Linked DNA regions of Homo sapiens: region 1 is linked to region 2. Evidence: read pairs that join two places in POLR2A ChIA-PET (ENCODE). Cell type or tissue: HepG2. All regions are shown on one strand. Links, peaks and the distances in the headings refer to the core of each region. The heading gives the core; the rest is flanking DNA. Region 1 overlaps BDH1 (3-hydroxybutyrate dehydrogenase 1). Region 2 has its middle 35 kb from the start of BDH1.

What was found. ChIA-PET counts read pairs that join two places held together with the same protein. Peaks named below come from ENCODE experiments on the same cell type or tissue, not always from the same donor. Only the 100,000 strongest peaks of a DNase experiment are listed, where the experiment ranks them.
Region 1: POLR2A ChIA-PET joins it to region 2 with 12 read pairs; 4 of 35 experiments call an interaction of 5 or more read pairs at or near these places.

Annotation. Positions count from the first base shown.
Region 1 is chr3:197,515,806-197,524,962 of GRCh38, forward strand. It overlaps BDH1 (3-hydroxybutyrate dehydrogenase 1), which reads right to left. Exons shown (of 8, transcript NM_203314.3): 6 at 6,835-6,976. Among named protein-coding and RNA genes, the nearest start is that of LINC02012, 11 kb to the left of the region's middle. RefSeq lists enhancers at 5,007-5,712, 5,713-6,418, 8,065-8,564. In HepG2, for the core only: a CTCF peak has its summit at 4,268; DNase peaks (open chromatin) are centred at 906 and 5,106; H3K4me3 peaks cover 1,609 bases.
Region 2 is chr3:197,585,926-197,595,082 of GRCh38, forward strand. No RefSeq gene overlaps it. Among named protein-coding and RNA genes, the nearest start is that of BDH1, 35 kb to the left of the region's middle. In HepG2, for the core only: a CTCF peak has its summit at 4,998; a DNase peak (open chromatin) is centred at 4,696.

The sequences.
Region 1 (9,157 bases), core at 615-8,614, 70 kb before region 2:
AGGCAGGAAAATCTCTTGAACCCAGGAGGCAGAGGTTGCAATGAGCCGGATCATGCCACGGCACTCCAGCCTGGGTGACAGAGCACGCACACACACACACACACACACACGCGCGCGCGCGCGCTCTATCCTCTCCATCTCCCTTCCATACCACACTGGGTCCCAGCCCTCAGCTGTCCTGACCACGCAGTCTCCAGGGTCTCCAGGGTGGTACACCAAGGACCTCACCCCCAGTCTTCACTCTCCTCAGGCTCGCTACGATATGAGTACTGCCAGTACTCCTTGAGGCTCACCTCTCCCTCAGCATTAGTGATACCCAGGCATCTCCTGCATCTTCCCTGACACCTTTCTTTCACCTGCCCCCAGATACAAGTGGCCCCCAATGTCCTGGCCTAATCCTGCTCCTCTCAAAGTACACTTAACTCTTAGGTGTCCTCATCTTCTTCATGTTTGTGAATTTTGCAGCCGTTTTGTGTTTGATTCATAACGGACAATATCCCATGACTTAAAATGCATACAGCCCTTTCTCTACCTAAAAATAAAACAATGACATTTGACGCTACTATCCAAAAAAGTTTAATGAAACATGACCTGTGAAAGTGCACAGCCCCTGGATTACAGCTTTAATGAGTGTTGAGAGTGGTGGACCTAGTTGCCATCTGGAATCCTCAGCCAATGTTCTGAATAAACTCACGGAGGCATGCCCGCTGGTTGGGTGACAGCAACTTTCCTGTAACATCCCCAAGATCGCCTCCGCACCAGTGGCCCCTCAGTTCTCCTTGGGAGTCACGGCTCTCTCTCCTCATCCCATCTCCTGTCTCGCTTCCACCTGAATGTCCCACGGGTCCCTGACTCACCCTAACCACAACCAACACGTCAAGTTTCCAAGCTGCCCAAGCCTGCTCCTCCTCTTTGTTAATGATTTTACTTTTGTCTGTGACTCCTCCAGCTCCTCCACCCCTCCCCCACCTACTGAGTCACCCAGTACTGCTAATATTACAGCTCAAGATCAACATGACAGCTGGCAGACCCCTAATCAAGCCCTTTACATTCATTAACTTCCCTGATCCTCACAACCACCCTGGAAAATAGATCCTAAATTGTCTCATATCCGGTTGAGGCAACTGAAGCTCAGAGAGGTTAAGCACCTTGGTCAATGTCACCCAGCTAACAGGCAGGGAGGGTGGGATTTGGACCCAGATCTCTCTGAGGACAAAGTCCCCACGCCCCAGGCTGTTGCTGGTTTCCTCTGCTGGGTCAGTTCTTCCTTCCTGTTTCCACTAGCATTCCCTTGGGTCCTCGCTGCCTGTCTCCTGGGCTGCTGGAGAAGCCTCCTGGGTCTGTTTGTCTCACTCACTCCTCCACCTCCGTCTTCACCCCACCCCTCAGGCAGACCCATCAGTCACTTCCTGCTCTATGGTCTCCATCCCCCCTCAGGCCGACCCCCGCATCAGTCATTTCCTGCTCTATGGTCTCCATCCCCCCCTCAGGCCGACCCCCGCATCAGTCATTTCCTGCTCTATGGTCTCCATCCCCCCCTCAGGCCGACCCCATCAGTCACTTCCTGCTGTATGTCTCCATCCCCTCCTCAGGCTGACCCCCCCACCCCATCAGTCATTTCCTGCTCTATGGTCTCCATCCCCCCTCAGGCCGACCCCCTCATCAGTCATTTCCTGCTCTATGGTCTCAATCCCCCTTCAGGCCGACCCCCCCATCAGTCACTTCCTGCTCTATGGTCTCCATCCCCCTTCAGGCCGACCCCCCCATCAGTCACTTCCTGCTCTATGGTCTCCATCCCCCCTCAGGCCGACCCCCCCAATCAGTCACTTCCTGCTCTATGGTCTCCATCCCCCTTCAGGCCGACCCCCCCATCAGTCACTTCCTGCTCTATGGTCTCCATCCCCCCTCAGGCCAACCCCCTCATCAGTCATTTCCTGCTCTATGGTCTCCATCCCCCTTCAGGCCGACCCCCCCATCAGTCACTTCCTGCTCTATGGTCTCCATCTCCCCCTCAGGCTGACCCCCCCAATCAGTCACTTCCTGCTCTATGGTCTCCATCTCCCCCTCAGGCTGACCCCCCCCATCAGTCACTTCCTGCTCTATGGTCTCCATCTCCCCCTCAGGCTGACCCCCCCCAATCAGTCACTTCCTGCTCTATGGTCTCCATCTCCCCCTCAGGCTGACCCCCCCAATCAGTCACTTCCTGCTCTATGGTCTCCATCTCCCCCTCAGGCTGACCCCCCCCATCAGTCACTTCCTGCTCTATGGTCTCCATCTCCTCATCAGGCTGACCCCCCCCAATCAGTCACTTCCTGCTCTATGGTCTCCATCCCCCCTCAGGCCGACCGCCCCCCATCAGTCACTTCCTGCTCTATGGTCTCCATCTCCCCCTCAGGCTGACCCCCCCAATCAGTCACTTCCTGCTCTATGGTCTCCATCTCCCCCTCAGGCTGACCCCCCCCAATCAGTCACTTCCTGCTCTATGGTCTCCATCTCCCCTCAGGCCGACCCCCCCCCATCAGTCACTTCCTGCTCTATGGTCTCCATCCCCCCTCAGGCCGACCCCCCCCATCAGTCACTTCCTGCTCTATGGACTCCATCCCCCCCTCAGGCCGACCTCCCCGATCAGTCACTTCCTGCTCTATGGTCTCCATCTCCCCCTCAGGCTGACCCCCCCGATCAGTCACTTCCTGCTCTATGGTCTCCATCCCCCCCTCAGGCCGACCCCCCCGATCAGTCACTTCCTGCTCTATGGTCTCCATCTCCCCCTCAGGCTGACCCCCCCAATCAGTCACTTCCTGCTCTATGGTCTCCATCCCCCCTCAGGCCGACCCCCCCCATCAGTCACTTCCTGCTCTATGGTCTCCATCCCCCCTCAGGCTGACCCCCCCCATCAGTCACTTCCTGCTCTATGGACTCCATCCCCCCTCAGGCCGACCCCCCCCCATCAGTCACTTCCTGCTCTATGGACTCCATCCCCTCCTCAGGCCGACCCCCCCCATCAGTCACTTCCTGCTCTATGGTCTCCATCCCCTCCTCAGGCCGACCCCCCTCATCAGTCACTTCCTGCTCTATGGTCTCCATCCCCCCTCAGGCTGACCTCCCCGCCCCATCAGTCACTTCCTGCTCTATGGTCTCCATCCCCCCCTCAGTCACTTCCTGCTCTATGGTCTCCATCCCCCCTCAGGCCGACCCCCCAATCAGTCACTTCCTGCTCTATGGTCTCCATCCCCCGCTCAGGCACCCCCCATCAGTCACTTCCTGCTCTATGGTCTCCATCCCCTCCTCAGGTGGATCCCCCCATCAGTCACTTCCTGCTCTGTGGTCTCCATCCCACAGCATGGTAGGCCAGGCCTTTTCCAAGCTTCTCCCTTACTCCTCCACATATGTTCTGCTGCCTGTCAGCCTGCGAGCAGCTTGTGTTGAAATTCTTCCCATGCTCTTGTAGTGGTCTGATCCAGGCATGAGTGCTGGACGGCTCAGAGCACTCTCCCACTTCACAGATGGGCAAGCTGAGACCCACACAGGGGGCAGGTGCAAGCCCAAGATCACATTTCTAATAAGTGAAGCCCAGGTCAGGCGTGGTGGCTCAGGCCTATAATCCCAGCACTTTGGGAGTCCAAGGCAGGTGGATCACCTGAGGTCAGGAGTTTGAGACCAGCCTGGCCAACCTTGTGAAACCCCTTCTTTACTAAAAAAAAAAAAAAAATTAGCTGGGCATGGTGGCAGGCGCCTGTAATCCCAGCTCCTCGGGAGGCTGAGACAGGAGAATCACTTGAACCCGGGATGTGGAGGTTTCAGTGAGCCGAGATCGCACCATTGCACTCCAGCCTGGGCGGCAGAGTAAGACTCTGTCTCAAAAAAATTAATTAATTAATTAATTAATGTTGACTGACTGACTGGTAAGTGATGTGCCAAGATCAGGCCATGCCCACGGCCTGCTCTCGGGCCCACTGGCTCGGTGTCCCCTGGGGTGGGGACAGGGAGGGCTGGTCCCAGGCTCCAGATGTCCTGTCCCTCAGCGTCCTGCGGGGGTCGGGGCCGGTGGCAGATGGCTCTGTGGCTCTCACCAGACAATCTCCTTCATCTCGCCCCCGTGGCTGGCTCCCCGGGCTTTGGCAGCAACTGTTCCACAGAGCCAGGCTGCAGGGCGTCAAACTCGCCAACCAAATGTGCCCCCCCGGTGGAGAAGGGGAAGAGGACCCTTCTGACATGTCCTGCATGGGGTGTGGGTCGGTGGCGGCCACTGCGGGTCGGAACGCTCTGGGAGGGTGCTCCCTGGAGTTCACAGCCGGCATTGCCTGAGGGGGAATTGCCAAGGCAAGGCCAAGACATGGCAGAGTGGCAGAGTGTGGAGGGGAAGCAGGGAGAGGGAGGAGAGGGAGACGGGAAGAAAGCGAGAGCAGGAGATGGGGGACACGCCACTGCATATCTGACGGATGTACTGTTTTCTTCAGACCTAAAAGTCTTCAAATCCTTTTCCAAAAAAAAAAAATGCAGTATCGGTTAAGGAAGTTGATGGTGAGAGGTTCATCCAGCCCTCCGGAATGCCCGGCGTGGGAAAAGCAGCAGGGAAAGGTCTGCGCGTCAGGCTGGTGCTGGGGTTGGAGCCCAGATCCCCGGGCAGGGGGTGAGTGCCTCCCCTCTGTGTGGGCCGGGGCCCACCCTGCCTTGTAGGTTAGGCTGCCTGGCCAGTCCAGTACAGACAATGGAAGTGATTCTGCCCCAGAGTCAGGGGGGCAGGGGACGAGGACCGCCAGCCTGAGCAAGCCGGCCTGGTGCGTTCTCTGCTTGGGTCTCCGGTGATGACGCCTTTCCACGGGCATTTTAGATCACCACAAAACCCACGCTATAATCAAGTGGCTTTATGGTGCCGATGCAGCTGTTTTCCTGCCCAGTAGTTTATGAAGGAAAATATAGCAGCTGCCCAGGGAAGGTGGGAGGGAGGAGAATTTACCGCCAGGGAAGGGCGAAGCAGGCTGCAGGTTCTGAGCCGGTAATCACCCCAGCGGGACCCATCCTGCCTTTTCTTAATGGGCTGGCTCTGCCTGTTAATTATTAAACAGATGTTCAGCGAGAACAGAGAACAGAGAGGCCTGTGAATGGCCTGTTGGGAGGATGGGAGCGACAGTGGGCTGATGAGGTGGCACATCAGAGACAGGCAGAGGAGCGGCATCACCGACAGCCACACACGCAGCCTCTGAGGCAGCTGCTGTGACAGACAGCACATCCATCTGGCTGATACAGGCTCAGCAGAGCTCCCCGCATGGGATCTGGTCACTCCTGCCTTTTCCGCCTCCTTCCCCAGCCACTGAAGTAGCTGCTCCTGAGAGCTGCCCCACCCCATTCTGAGGGAAAGCAGAGGCCTGAATGACGCACACCCTTTCTGCCTGGGCTGTCAGGGAGCTCAAAGGTAAACTTCATAGATTCGCTTCTCCAGATGCTGCTGGGCGGCCCGGCTCCAGGGAGCTCCATCCCCCACTGCTGTATTCTACATGAATGGCACCCCGAGGTTGCAGACAGAGCTCCTCCCACAAGGCCCTCCACTGGCTGAACTGGAAGGATATTTTAGTCCTTATGCTACTGGAACTTTCTGTAGCTTTTGACCCTGTTGGCTACTGGTACTGCCCTCTCCTCCAAACTTTCTGTTGTTTAGCCTCTGGGGAACTGTATCCAACCTCTCTGACAGCTGCCTCTCCCCCTCCTCTGATCCCCGAACACTCACATTCCCAGGGGTCCCTCTGTGCATCTCCCCGACTCCCAGTGTCACCTGCCGTGGGCACCTGCTCTTCTAGCCTGGACATTCCCTCAGGGTGGGCGCTTCAGTGTCTCCCTATCTCCCCACCTGCTCCTGCAGTGCGGGGCACCAGGTGTCCAGGACAGAGACTTCGCGCCTCACCTCATCCCCACATCCAAGTCACCAAGTCCAGGCAGCTTCGCCTTCTCAACACTCCTCGCACCTGACCCTTCCTGTTTCCCAACACCTACCACCCTAGTTCCGGAGTCCAGAACCCATGTTTAACTCCCGCTTTGAATCCACCTTCACATTGCCACTGCCATCCTCAGAGGGAGATTCACAAGTCTCACAATGACCAGGCCATTCCCTCAGGATGACCCCTTCAGTGGCTCCCCAGTGCCATTGGGAGACCAGCCATGTTCCCTCGCCTGGGATCCAAGACCTCCCTCCCCAACCTCCTTTGCTGCCACCCCCTCTGCGTGACCTGACCCATGACTCATATTGAGGTGCCGGCTAATCCCACCACTTGACCAACAGCCCCCGCTACCCTCCCCGTGCTCCTCGAAGCTGTGGTTCCTGCTCTCCCCTCCTCTTGGAACAACCATATCTGCTCTCTGCCACAATCTGCCTTAACTGGCCTATTTCCACTGCGCCCCCATGGCTGGACTGACCCCTCCTTCCTGTGCTGCTCTGCCTCTCTCAATGCACGGCTCCCTGATTTTGAACTCAGTCCTCCGGCTGAACTATGAGGTCCTGGGGACAGAATGTGCCTTGACCATCTTTGTGTCCCTGGCACCCAACCCAGCTCCTGGGCCAGAGGGGGCATCAATGGGCATTGGCTGAACTGACCTGAATCAGTGCGTAGCCACCTAGCACTCCGTGAACTCTGAAATCACCTCCTGACTGTATTTTTCCATTGCCCTATTGCACGTGTATGTTTAGTGTAATCCTCTTCCTCCTACTGTGCAGGAGGAAGAGCCTAAACAATAAGGAAGGGAGTGTGGTGGCAGGATGCCAGCCAGTGGAAGGTGGTGTTCGGCAAGTGCCCCTTGGAATGGCCCCATACACAACCCCTGCCGTCCGAAGGGGCGCCCTACCTTTCTCAGGGTCCTTCAGGCTCGAGCGGACAATCTCCACCACTTTCTCCACCTCTTCGCTGCTGCAGACATTGAGCTGGACGGTTCTCAATCGGTCACTGTTTAGGCTGTCCAGCTCCTTGACCCCATCATGGCCTTTGTCCTGGGGAGGAGAGAAGAGCTGCTTCTACCTCCTTCCTTCCCACCCTGAGGCAGACCCTGAGGACTCCTGTCAAGGCAGGAGCTGGCCTCAAGTCCCAGCCAAAGCCTCAGGCATACTGGCAACTGCCCATGGGCCTGGCCCACCAGCATGCGGTTCTTTTTAATCCTGAGCACTGATGACCTATCAAGCATCAAGCTATGTGCCACAGACACAACCATGAATAGGATGAAGAGCCGGCCCCCAAGGCCTCAAGACAGGATTCCTTCTCCAAGCAGGGGTTGCAAACTTATGTGGGGCAGGCGGGGGCCCTGGGGAGTACAGGACATGTCAGGAATTACCACGTGGGGATGGAAACCCAGGGTTGCCAGATGCTTACATTTTTAAGCTAGTAATTGGGAAATCTCTTCATTCTTTTAAGTGTTGGCAACTTACACACATTTAAAAAAAAAAACAAAAAAACACTGTGAAGGCCAAAGCACGTCCACAGGCCACATAGGACCAGCAGGCTGCCAGTTTGCCACCTCTGTTCTAAGCCAAGGGCCCATCAACTCCAAATTGGTAAGAGGCCAGAGCCAGCCTCTAATCCCAGCTCAGTCACTGAGTAGGCTTTGTGCACTCAGGGGTGTCCCTGAACAGGGGTCCATTTTTTCTGGCTGTAAAACAGGAACATCACCACCTGTCCTGACCTGCTCAGATTAATGGAGTAAGGAAATGGATTTGTAAGAAGCCTGTTAAAGAGTCTAAAGCACCACACAAATTCAGGTACTGCTAAACAGGAGAAAGGCGTCACTCGCTCGGCAAACATTTCTTGGGCCCCTATCGTGTTCCGGCACTGTGCTAGGAACTGGAGGTCAAGATCAATCATTCAGCCCCTGTTCCCAGAGTCGTGTTCTAGGGAAGGAGACAGGTGAGCACGTAAGCGACACAGTGACTGTGTGCTGTATGGAACCTGGCGGGAGGTGGGAGGGGCACAGGAGGGACGGGCAGGGGAGACCTTCCAAAGGCAGTGACAGCTGAGGACATTCACAAGAGGGGGCCGATGGGGACGGGGCACTGTGGGAAGAGATAAGAGGACGCCACCAGAAGCCATTGGTTGCAGGCAGTGCAGACGCATAAGGAGGTGGTGGATGCAGGGCTGGAGAGGAGGGCAGGGGTCTGCTTGTGGGCACTGCCGAGCTGCTGGGGGGCTTTCCTCTAAGTAGACAGCATTTCCCGAGTGTCCACTGTCCTGAGCACTGTGCTAAGTGCTGATGTGCTTTGTCACGTGCACCCTCGTGTCACCAGGCAGGCTGCATTGTCACATTTCATCCTATTCTATGAAACATGGTTTCTTTCACAATAGGGATGAGCTACACTCGATGTGAAAATTAAACATAGTTGGTCATAAATGACTTAATTGGCAGCAATTTTCCTGAATGGTGCATGGCATAGTGACACCTCTTGTAAGAGGACAGGACTAGCAGCCAAGAGTAAAGGGGTAGAGAAATGCCCACTCGCCAGCCAAGGGCTTGCCCATGGCACACACAGCTGCTACTGAAGCAAACATCCCAGGCGCGGGCAAGGGTGGAAAGCCCAGGACGGTCAGCACTTGTCAGGGGTGGAAAGTCCTCCGCTGGTTAGGCTGAGCCTTCTGAATGCTTTCAACCAGAAGAACCCCAACCCCGGGAATGGAGAAATCACATCATGCAATTTCAGAGGGCACAGGAGGAAATGGTGAAGGGACTGCCCAATGGGGCCGGAGGTGCTGGACGTAGTCACCCCGGAGAGAAGACTTGAGTGGAACATGACTGAGGGAGCCAGCTTGTTCCATGCAGCCACAGAGAACAGAGCCAGGACCAAGAAGTCCAGCTCAGCTCAAAATGAGGCGTGATCTTCACAGTCTGGAGATGGCATGAGCTGCCTGGAGGTGTTGAGGCAATGAGTTGGGGTGGGGGGTTGTTTGGAGGTAGGAGGGATGTTTGGGGGTTGGGGGGATGCTTGAGGATGGGGTGTGGGAAAGGTGGTACAGAGACAATCCCGGCATTGGACAGGAGGTCGGGCTGATCTCCCCTACCTAACACCGCTTCCGTTCCTGGACTGTCGTCTTCACCGCCTGGTTTTCCATGGAAAGGAAGCCTCCCCAGTGGCCCTTTGAAAAGGCACTGTGGCGTGGCCCGCTAAGTCTCTGCAGAGGCACCAGGG
Region 2 (9,157 bases), core at 537-8,536:
ATCAGAGAGGTAGTGGAAGCCAGATTACATAGGATGACGCCCAGGTTGAATGCAGTGGCACCATCTCGGCTCATTGCAGCCTTGACCTCCCAGATCAAGTAATCCTCCCACCTCACCCTCCTGAGTAACTGGGACTACAGGCAAACACCACTACACCCGGCTAACTTGTTATTTTTTGTAGAGATGGGGTCTCACTATGTACCTAGGCTGGTCTCAGACTCCTGGGCTCAAGCGATCCTCCTGCCCGGGCCTCCCAGAGTGCTGGGATTACAGCTGTGAGCCACTGCTCCCAGCCACTGGCAGTTTTTGGGCAGGCGAGTAATATGAGCTGACTTTGATTTTAAAAGAATCTGTCTGGCTGCTATTTGGAGAATATGCTGAAGCATGTCAAGGATGGAAGCAGGAGACCAGTTAGGAGCTAGTTGGAATAATTTAGGAGAGAGCAGATGGTGGCTCAAGCCAGGGTGCAGGCAGCAGAGGAGTGAGAAGTAGCTCATCTGAGCACCCTCAGAAGATACAGTCCACAGGATTTGCTACTGGATCCTTTCTGGGTAAAGGAGAAAGAGAGATATCGAGGATGACTCTGAACATTTTGTCCTGAGTAACTGGAAGGATGTATTTCCATTAACTGAGAAGAGGGAAATTTGTTTTTGTTTTCATTTTTTGAAACAGAGTCATACTCTGTTGCCCAGGCTGGAGTGCAGTGGCGTGATCTTGGCTCCCTGCAACCTCTGCCTCCCGGGTTCAAGCGATTCTCTTGCCTCAGCCTCCTGAGTAGCTACAATTACGGGCTCCCGCCACCACATCCAGCTAATTTTTTTTGTATTTTTTAGTAGAGACGGGGTTTTACCCTGTTGGCCAGGCTGATCTCGAACTTGTGACCTCAGGTGATCCACCCTCCTTGGCCTCCCAAAGTGCTGGGATTACAGACGTGAGCCACTGTGTCCGGCCTCTTTTTTTTTTTTTTTTTTTTTTTATGAGTAGGAATAGGTAATTATTAAGCTAGATGTGTCCAGTTTACCAGAAAGGAAATTGAAAGGATTTATAGCATCTATCTTTAACTTGCCAGTCTATCTTCAAGTGATATTATAGTGTACACTAGAGTATAAGAACCCAACACGGCGAAACCCCGTCTCTACTAAAAACACAAAAATTAGCCGGGCGTGCTGGTGCGTGCCTGTAATCCCAGCTACTGGGGAGGCTGAGGCAGGGGAATCGCTTGAACCCGGGAGGCAGAGGCTGCAGTGAGCCGAGATCGCGCCACTGCACTCCAGCCTGGGCGACAGAGCGAGACTCCGTCTCAAAAAAAAAAAAAAAAAGAACCATACAATAATCCAATTCCTCCCCTCTTGACCTTTCTGCTGCCATTTTTACACTTACTTATGCCACAAAGCCTAGGCAACATTGTTCTTAGTTTCATTTAAACATTTATCTTTTAAAGAGATTTAGACAATAAGGAAAAGAACTTCTCTATTTACCCACGTAGTTGCTCCTCATTCCTTTGTATATACTCGTATTTTCATCTGGTATCATTTCCTTCTGCCTAAAGGACTTCCTTTAACCTTTCTTGTTGTGTGGGCACTTGGGATAAATTCTTTCAGCTTTTGCATGTCTGGAAAAAAAGACTTCATTCCACCTCCTTCATTTATAAAGGATATTTAAGCTGGTTATGGAATTCTAGTTAACAGGATTTTCTTTTCTTGCTGTACTTTAAGGGTTTTGCTTAAGGATTTTCTTTCCTTTTGCCTTTTCTTGTCTTTTCTTTTCAACATATGGGGTCTCATGTATTACCCACGCTGGCCACAACTCCCGGGCTCAAGTCGTCTTCCCGCCTCAGCCCCCCGAGTTGCTGGGACCATGGTGCGTGCCAATGCACCAGGCTTTCCACTGTTTTCTTGCTCACGTGTTTTTCCAATGGGAAATCTGGTGTCATCTTAATCATTGTTCATGTATACATCTTCCTGTTCCTTTGATTCTTTTTAAGGTTCTCTATTGAACATTGATTTTAAGCAATTTGATTGCGATGTCCCTTGGTGTCATTTTCTTCACATTTCTTATGCTTGGGGTTCATTGAGCTTCTTGTATTTGTGGGTCTGTAGTTTTAATCACATTTGGATTTTTTTTTTTGCCATTATTTCTTCCAATATATTTTTCTGTTCTGTCTTACTTTTACTTTCCCTGAAACTGATTTTTGACTAGTCCATATGTAATGACATGTCTAAAATGTGCTGGAAAAAAGCATGGGTTTTTCTTTAAAGATCTCCCAGTGAGTTAGTTTAGTTGTTTGTTTGTTTTTTGGCAGTCACATTGGCTAAAGTGAGGTTTAAATATATATATATATATAAGTAGAATGTAAATAACTGCTATTCTTAAAAAAGAAGCAGCTGAGGTAAGAGGATTGTTTGAGGGCAGGAAGTTTGAGAGATCAGCCTGGGCAATGCAATGAGACCCTGTCTCTCCAAAAAAAATTAAAAGTGAGCTGGGCAGGCGCAGGGGCTCCTGCCTGCAATCCCAGCAGTTTGGGAGGCCGAGGCAGGAGGATCGCTTGAGCCCAGGAGTTCAAGACTACCCTGGGCAACATAGCAAGGTCTCATCTCTACAAATACAAAAATTAGCCAGGCGTGGTGGTGTGTGCCTGTGGTCCCAGTCATGTGGGAGGCTGAGGTGGGAGGATCACTTGAGCCTGGGATACTGCAGTGAGCTATGAGCATGTCACTACACTCCAGCCTGGGGGAGAGAGCAATACCTGTCTCCCAAATAAATAAATAAAAATTTAAAAAAGAGAAGAAGAAAGAAGTGAAAAGGAGAAAAATGATGAATAAATTTGAAAGCAGAAAATATTTAAACATTTATATGGGAAAAAATACATGTTAACATGTGTTATATTTATACTTATATTTTTACAGGTTATAAATATATACTATATATTTATGTATGTAAATATTTGTATTTCATATATTTGTATATTTTAGACATATCCTAAAGGATATGAAGAGATAAATGACAAAAAGTGGGGAGGAGAATATTTGCAACACATATGACAAAGAGCTAATTAACTTAATACACAAAGACCACTTAATATACAAAGATAAAAAAAATGTTGGGCTGAGCGTGGTGGCTCACACCTGTAATCCCAGCACTTTGGGAGGCCGAGGCAGGTGGATCACGAGGTCAGGAATTCAAGTTCAGCCTGGTCAACATAGTGAAACCCTGTCTCTACTAAAAATACAAAAAAAATCAGCTGGGTGTAGTGGTGGGCGCCTGTAATCCCAGCTACTTGAGAGGCTGAGGCAGGAGAATCACATCAACCCAGGAGGCGGAGGTTGCAATGAGCCAAGATCATGCCACTGCACTCCAGCCTGGGCGACAGTGCAAGACTCCATCTCAAAAATAAATAAATAAATAAATATAAATAAATGTTAAAAAGAAAGAAATGAGCAAACGATATAAACAGGTAGTGCACAAGAAAAAATGCAAACGGCTAAGAAACATATATAAAGGTGTTGAACTGTATTAATTTTTTAAAATACACAAAGTTACATATACCATTTTTCACCAGCAGGTTGACAGAGACTGGAAACTTAGAAGTGACCCACCCCTAACATTTGCAGGGTTAAAGCAACAGTACAAATGTGTACCCCTGTATCATACAATTACATATAGGAAAACTATAAATCAGGCAAACAGGCCAGGTGCAGTGCACGCCTGTAATCCCCGCACTTTGGGAGGCCGAGGTGGGAGGATTGCTTGAGCCTAGGAGTTTGAGACCAGCCCGGCTAACAGAGAGACCGTGCCTCTACAAAAAACAAAATAGCTGGGCGCGGTAGCGCGTGCCTGTAGTTCCAGCTACTCGAGAGGTTGAGGCGGGACGGTCTCTTGAGTGACAGGAGTGTGTGAAAGATCTTTAATAGATATTTTTGAGAAAAGCTAATTAAGGATCTGATGTATACTACGACCAACTGTATGTGTGTACATCTACATATCTATATCTATCTATAGCTGTATATATATATATAAAAATATATATATATATAAAAATATATATATATATATATAAAAAAATATATATATATATATAAATATATATATATATATAAATATATATATAAGTTTATGCTTACATTTGCTAAGAAATTTTCTAGAAGGAATTACAAGGGAGTTACTAAGAGAAGGGATACATGGGGCAGTTTTTACCTCATACTTCTGTCTGTTCAAATTTGTCAGAGCATTTGGTACTTCAAAAGAAAAACAATAACCGAAAAATACACTGAAATTTCTCAGACACATCTTGTAACAGCCTCTAGCCTCCATCAACACCAGCAACCAGAAGCGTCTCACTGTGCAGGCGTTGCGCCAGGCACTGGGCTACCCAACCACAATCAGAGTTGCCTTTCCAGGCCCATGGAATTTTGTTCAGCCAGTGGCTGCCAGTTAGTTCTCTGTCTTTGTTTCCAAGGTAGCAGGAACCCTACAGAAACCAGGAGAAAATATGTCACACCCCTAAATGTGTTTTCTTCACAGATTTCCCTAGAAGGCTGCCAGCCTGGGCAGTGGGTGAGAAGCCGCTCTGCTGGGTTACACATGGCAGGCCCAGCGCCCTGCAGGCTCAGGGAGGAGCTCTGCCCTGACCCAGCCGAATCTCACCCATGCAGGTGGTGGATCAGAGGACTTTCTGTGACTAGGAAAACAACTCAAAGGTCAGCCCTTCCCAGCAGTGAGTAAACACCCACATCCCCAGTTCTGAGAGAGGCCTGCAGAGGTGGCCTCTTCCCTAGTGAGAAGTCCTCCATGGCTAGTTATGGATTATTGGTCTGGGGGCTTCTGGACTTCAAAGACCAGCTGGATTAATCTCTGTATCCCGGTGCTTGGCACAGTGCCTGGCACATGGGTGATGTTTGCTGAATTGCCATCAGGGCCTGTCTCTTCTCCTGCCACTTTCCACACCTCTGCAAAGAGGTAACTGCTCTTGGGCTGATTCCCTGGAGTTTGAACCTCACCTCTCTGAAGGGGGCATCCTTTTGCAGGATGTGCACTGTACATCCAGGAAAACACACCAGATGAGGAGCTCCTGATGACTGGTTCACACTAATTTTGAGAACTTATCTCAGAAAATTTAGAAAATGAAGATGTCTAATAAAATACAATAAAAATTCTATTCCCCCTCCCCTTCCTGCTCTAACAGAACTGTTATGCTCCCCTGCAGCCATCTCAGGTGGGGAAAGTTTTTTGTTTGTTTGTTTATTTGTTTGTTTTTGAGACAGAGTCTCACTCTGCAGCCCAGGCTGGAGTGCAATGGCACAATCTCGGCTCACTGCAACCTCCCCCTCCCAGGTTCAAGGGATTCTCCTGCCTCAGCCTCCGGAGTAGCTGGGATTACAGGTGTGAGCCACCACGCCTGGCTAATTTTTGTGTTTTTAGTAGAGATGGAGTTTCACCATATTGGCCGGGCTGGTCTCAAACTCCCAACGTTGTGATCCGCCCGCCTCAGCCTCCCAGAGTGCTGGGATTACAGGCATGAGCCACCACACCCGGCCCTGAATGCTTTATCTCCTGGAGTAAATGTCCTCTTTGCTGACGACGGCCTCTTCCAGGCCATTCTGCCACTCGTGTGTCAGACTTTAGGCAGGATTTCATTGATGGACTGACCTCCATAGCCCCTCAGTCTAACAAGGAGACAACAATGGTGCTTTGGGTCTCCAGGTATCAGTTTCAACTCAGTCACTACATCAAGTAGCCCTCCGGACATCTGGGGATTCCTTTTTCTTCCGTGTACGGTCACCCAAGTACACGGCCACGGGTCCCCCTAGGGAAAGACTGGGGGAATCATTACACTCTTTTCTTGCCGGTGTTGCCGAGTTCATTCTTAGAGACCCAGCCACCTCTTCAGTCCATGGATTCCAGATCGGAAAATTGGCTTAGGTCAAAACAACTGAGTAAGGGACTGTAAGTTTGTATTAGGGCTCTGAGCCTCCTGCGTCTCCACTTGTGCCTCTTGCTGGCTGGAGGCGTTAGGCAGCACCTGTGTAGGTTGCCCATTTATTCTGCCCCGGGAGATGCTGTGCTCTGTGGACCACAACTCCCTGTGGGCCGGGCCTGGTTGGCTGCATGACTAACTCTGCAGGTCATTATGACCTCCTGGCATCTGGAAGCCAAAGGCCACCACCTGGCCTCTATGCCTGGGGGTAGAGGGGCTTCATTGCCATGGGTAGCAGTGAGCCCAGCTCTGTGACCAGCTCTCCTGTTTAGTGAGGTTGGTGCCTCTCACCTGAGCATTCCTGATGGTCGTGGTCAATCACCTGTTCTCTGGGCCCACCCCTCATACTTACCCCCACCCCCGGTGGCTCTTCTGGTCTCAGATGACATAGCCATCCCAGCGTGCCCACTTTCCTCAGGCTTTTTGTGTTTTCACTACCATCTTCCAGGGCTACTTAGTCATGTCCGTTGCCGCCATTGACACTGGCTGCCACTTTCTCCGGGCTTCTAAGAGTCACCCTTGAGTTTGTCTCATCACCTGGGGTCCTTACCAGGGTATTAAATTCGGCATCCTGAGAAAGCACCCCAAGGGAACTCTGCTAGGCCCAGGCTCCTTGATCAAGCCCCCAGGAGTGAGCAACCAGCGGCGTGTGCTGAGGAAGCCACGGCCTGCTTGCTAACCTCCCACCTCGTGCGTGCGCTGCCTCCTCACTTCCTTCGTCCTTTACTCTTACTTTCCTGGAACTCACTTCCTTTCGTCCTTTACTCTTACTTTCCTGGAACTCACTTCCTTTCGTCCTTTACTCTTACTTTCCTGGAACTCAGCCCCGCTGCCCAGAAGCACACAAGCTTTGCCTCAGGCTCTGTTTTCTAGGGAAATTGGGCCAAGGCAGAGGTCTTCATGATTTCACATGTTGTAAGAAGGGGGGAGGCTCTCATCCTGGCCCTGGAAGTGGGGGGTGCTCATAGTGAGTCCATCTAGCTAGGGATGAAAACGGAAAACTCAACGTCTATGGAAAAACACAAGGATTTGGAAGCGTCACATAAAGACTTAATCAATACAAGTTCAAACTATAATCCCTCCCTGAAATGACACAGCATTTTTCCACTGGAAGCAGCTGGGGGGCTGGTGCTGGGCTGCCGTATCTCCAGGCAGCAGAGGGCAGGGAAGGAGAAGGGCAAGAGCTCGTACCTCGGGTGTCCTTGGCTCACCGCCTGTGCTCCATTTCTGCATCTCTCGTGGTCCGTAATACTCCAGATCCTGCCACGAACAGGGGCGAGGGGAAGAGGAACTGGGCTCAGAATTGTTAAGAAAGACTTGATTTAGGAGAGCTGTGTCTCCGCACGGAGGTGGGATTGCTCATTAGGCAGAAGCTGGTGACCACCACACCAGGTGCCTTAAGATTTCAAAATCACAGGCCAGGCATGGTGGCTCACACCTGTGATCCCAGCACTTTGAGAGGCCAAGGTGGGTGGATGACCTGAGGTCAGGAGTTTGAGACCAGCCTGGCCAACATGGTGAAACCCTGTCTCTACTAAAAATACAAAAATTAGCCGGGAGTGGTGGCAGGCGCCTGTAATCCCAGCTACTTGGGGGAGGCTGAGGCAGGAGAATCGCTTGAACCCAGGAGGCAGAGGTTGCAGTGAGCCGAGATGGTGCCACTGCACTCCAGCCTGGGTGGCAGAGCGAGACTCTGTCTCAAACAAAACAAACAAACAAACAAATCACAGGTGTATGGAGGATGCACCTGACAGCAATAACTTAAGCATACCCTGAGAATGACCCTAGGCCTAAAAAGAATGTGTTTGGAGTTCTGAGCTAAGGAATCGGGAAATGGGGCCAACCTGGAGACTCATTCCTTATCTGCGAGGGGCATCTGAACCCCCCGCCCATCCTGTGGAATGGAGGCCATAGAGGGGATCCAGGCCCTTTGTTTTGGGTTAAAGGAAGGTTGCCAGGTGGAGGTTGCTAGGGGGAGGGTGCTAGGTGAAAATGCTATATAAACTGCATGCTTTTTACGAGTGGTTGCCATTCTCTGGTCCAGCCTGCTGCCACTGGACTGCCCTGTATGTAAGTCCCCTCAGGAAGCCCTGTGTCTCAGTCACTGGCCCCCAGCCTCTTCTTTGGCGTCTCGAACACACTACCAACGCTACTGCAGTCAACAGGGGTCTGGCACGACAGCAGGGCTTGCTTTTTTTGCTGTTATCGTTGTTGTTGTTGTTTTTGAGATGGAGTTTTGCTCTTTTCACCCAGGCTGGAGTGCAGTGGCGCGATCTCAGCTCACTGGAACCTCCACCTCCCAGGTTTGAGTGATTCTCCGGCCTCAGCCTTCCAAGTAGCTGGGACTACAGGCACACACCACCACGCCCAACTAATTTTTTTTTTTTTTTTTTGTATTTTTAGTAGAGACGGGGTTTCATCATGTTGGCCAGGCTGGTCTTGAACTCCTGACCTCAGGTGATCCACCCACCGGCCTCCCAAAGTGCTGGGATCACAGGCACGAGCTACTGCACCTGGCCCCAGGCTTGCTTTTACACAAGTTCAACCCCAGACACCTTCCAAGAATGGCTTCGTAGTCAGCAAGAGAGGAGGCACCCTATAGCACTCAGCTAGAGACAATATCACACCATATCCAGCAGGAGAGAGAAAGGTCGATCTTATGCCATAGGCTGACAAACTTTAAAACAGCTGTGTAGAAGGGCCCTGGTGACATAGGTTTGAAAGGGGTCGCTGCATTTGTCCAGTACAACATTTAAAGTCTGTTCTACTGTTGAGACTGATTTTCTTTCCTTACTGTCTGGAGCATCGTCTTATTCACAGGCCCGTTTATTCATCATGCGGAAACAGATGACCAGGGAATTCAAATCTAAATGATAGGTCTATCTCTGTATCTCAGTATTGAATAATAAAACCAATGATTTCTTCAGGGATTCCAAATCAGTGTTTGATAAAGATACAGGACCCGAGGGGAAAGAAGGGATCCGGAGCAAAAGAAGTTCAGATTAAATTTTCACTTAGCGTAAGATGCCCCTGACTCTATATCATGGTCCTCAAAGGTCAAAAGAGTAAAGAAAACACAAACTAGGACAAATGAGAAGGGGCCTATCCCCTAATGCCCGGTTATCCAGAGAGAAGGCAGGAAAACAACAGCTGCTGGAGAAAGTGAATGATGGTTCTCAGCCC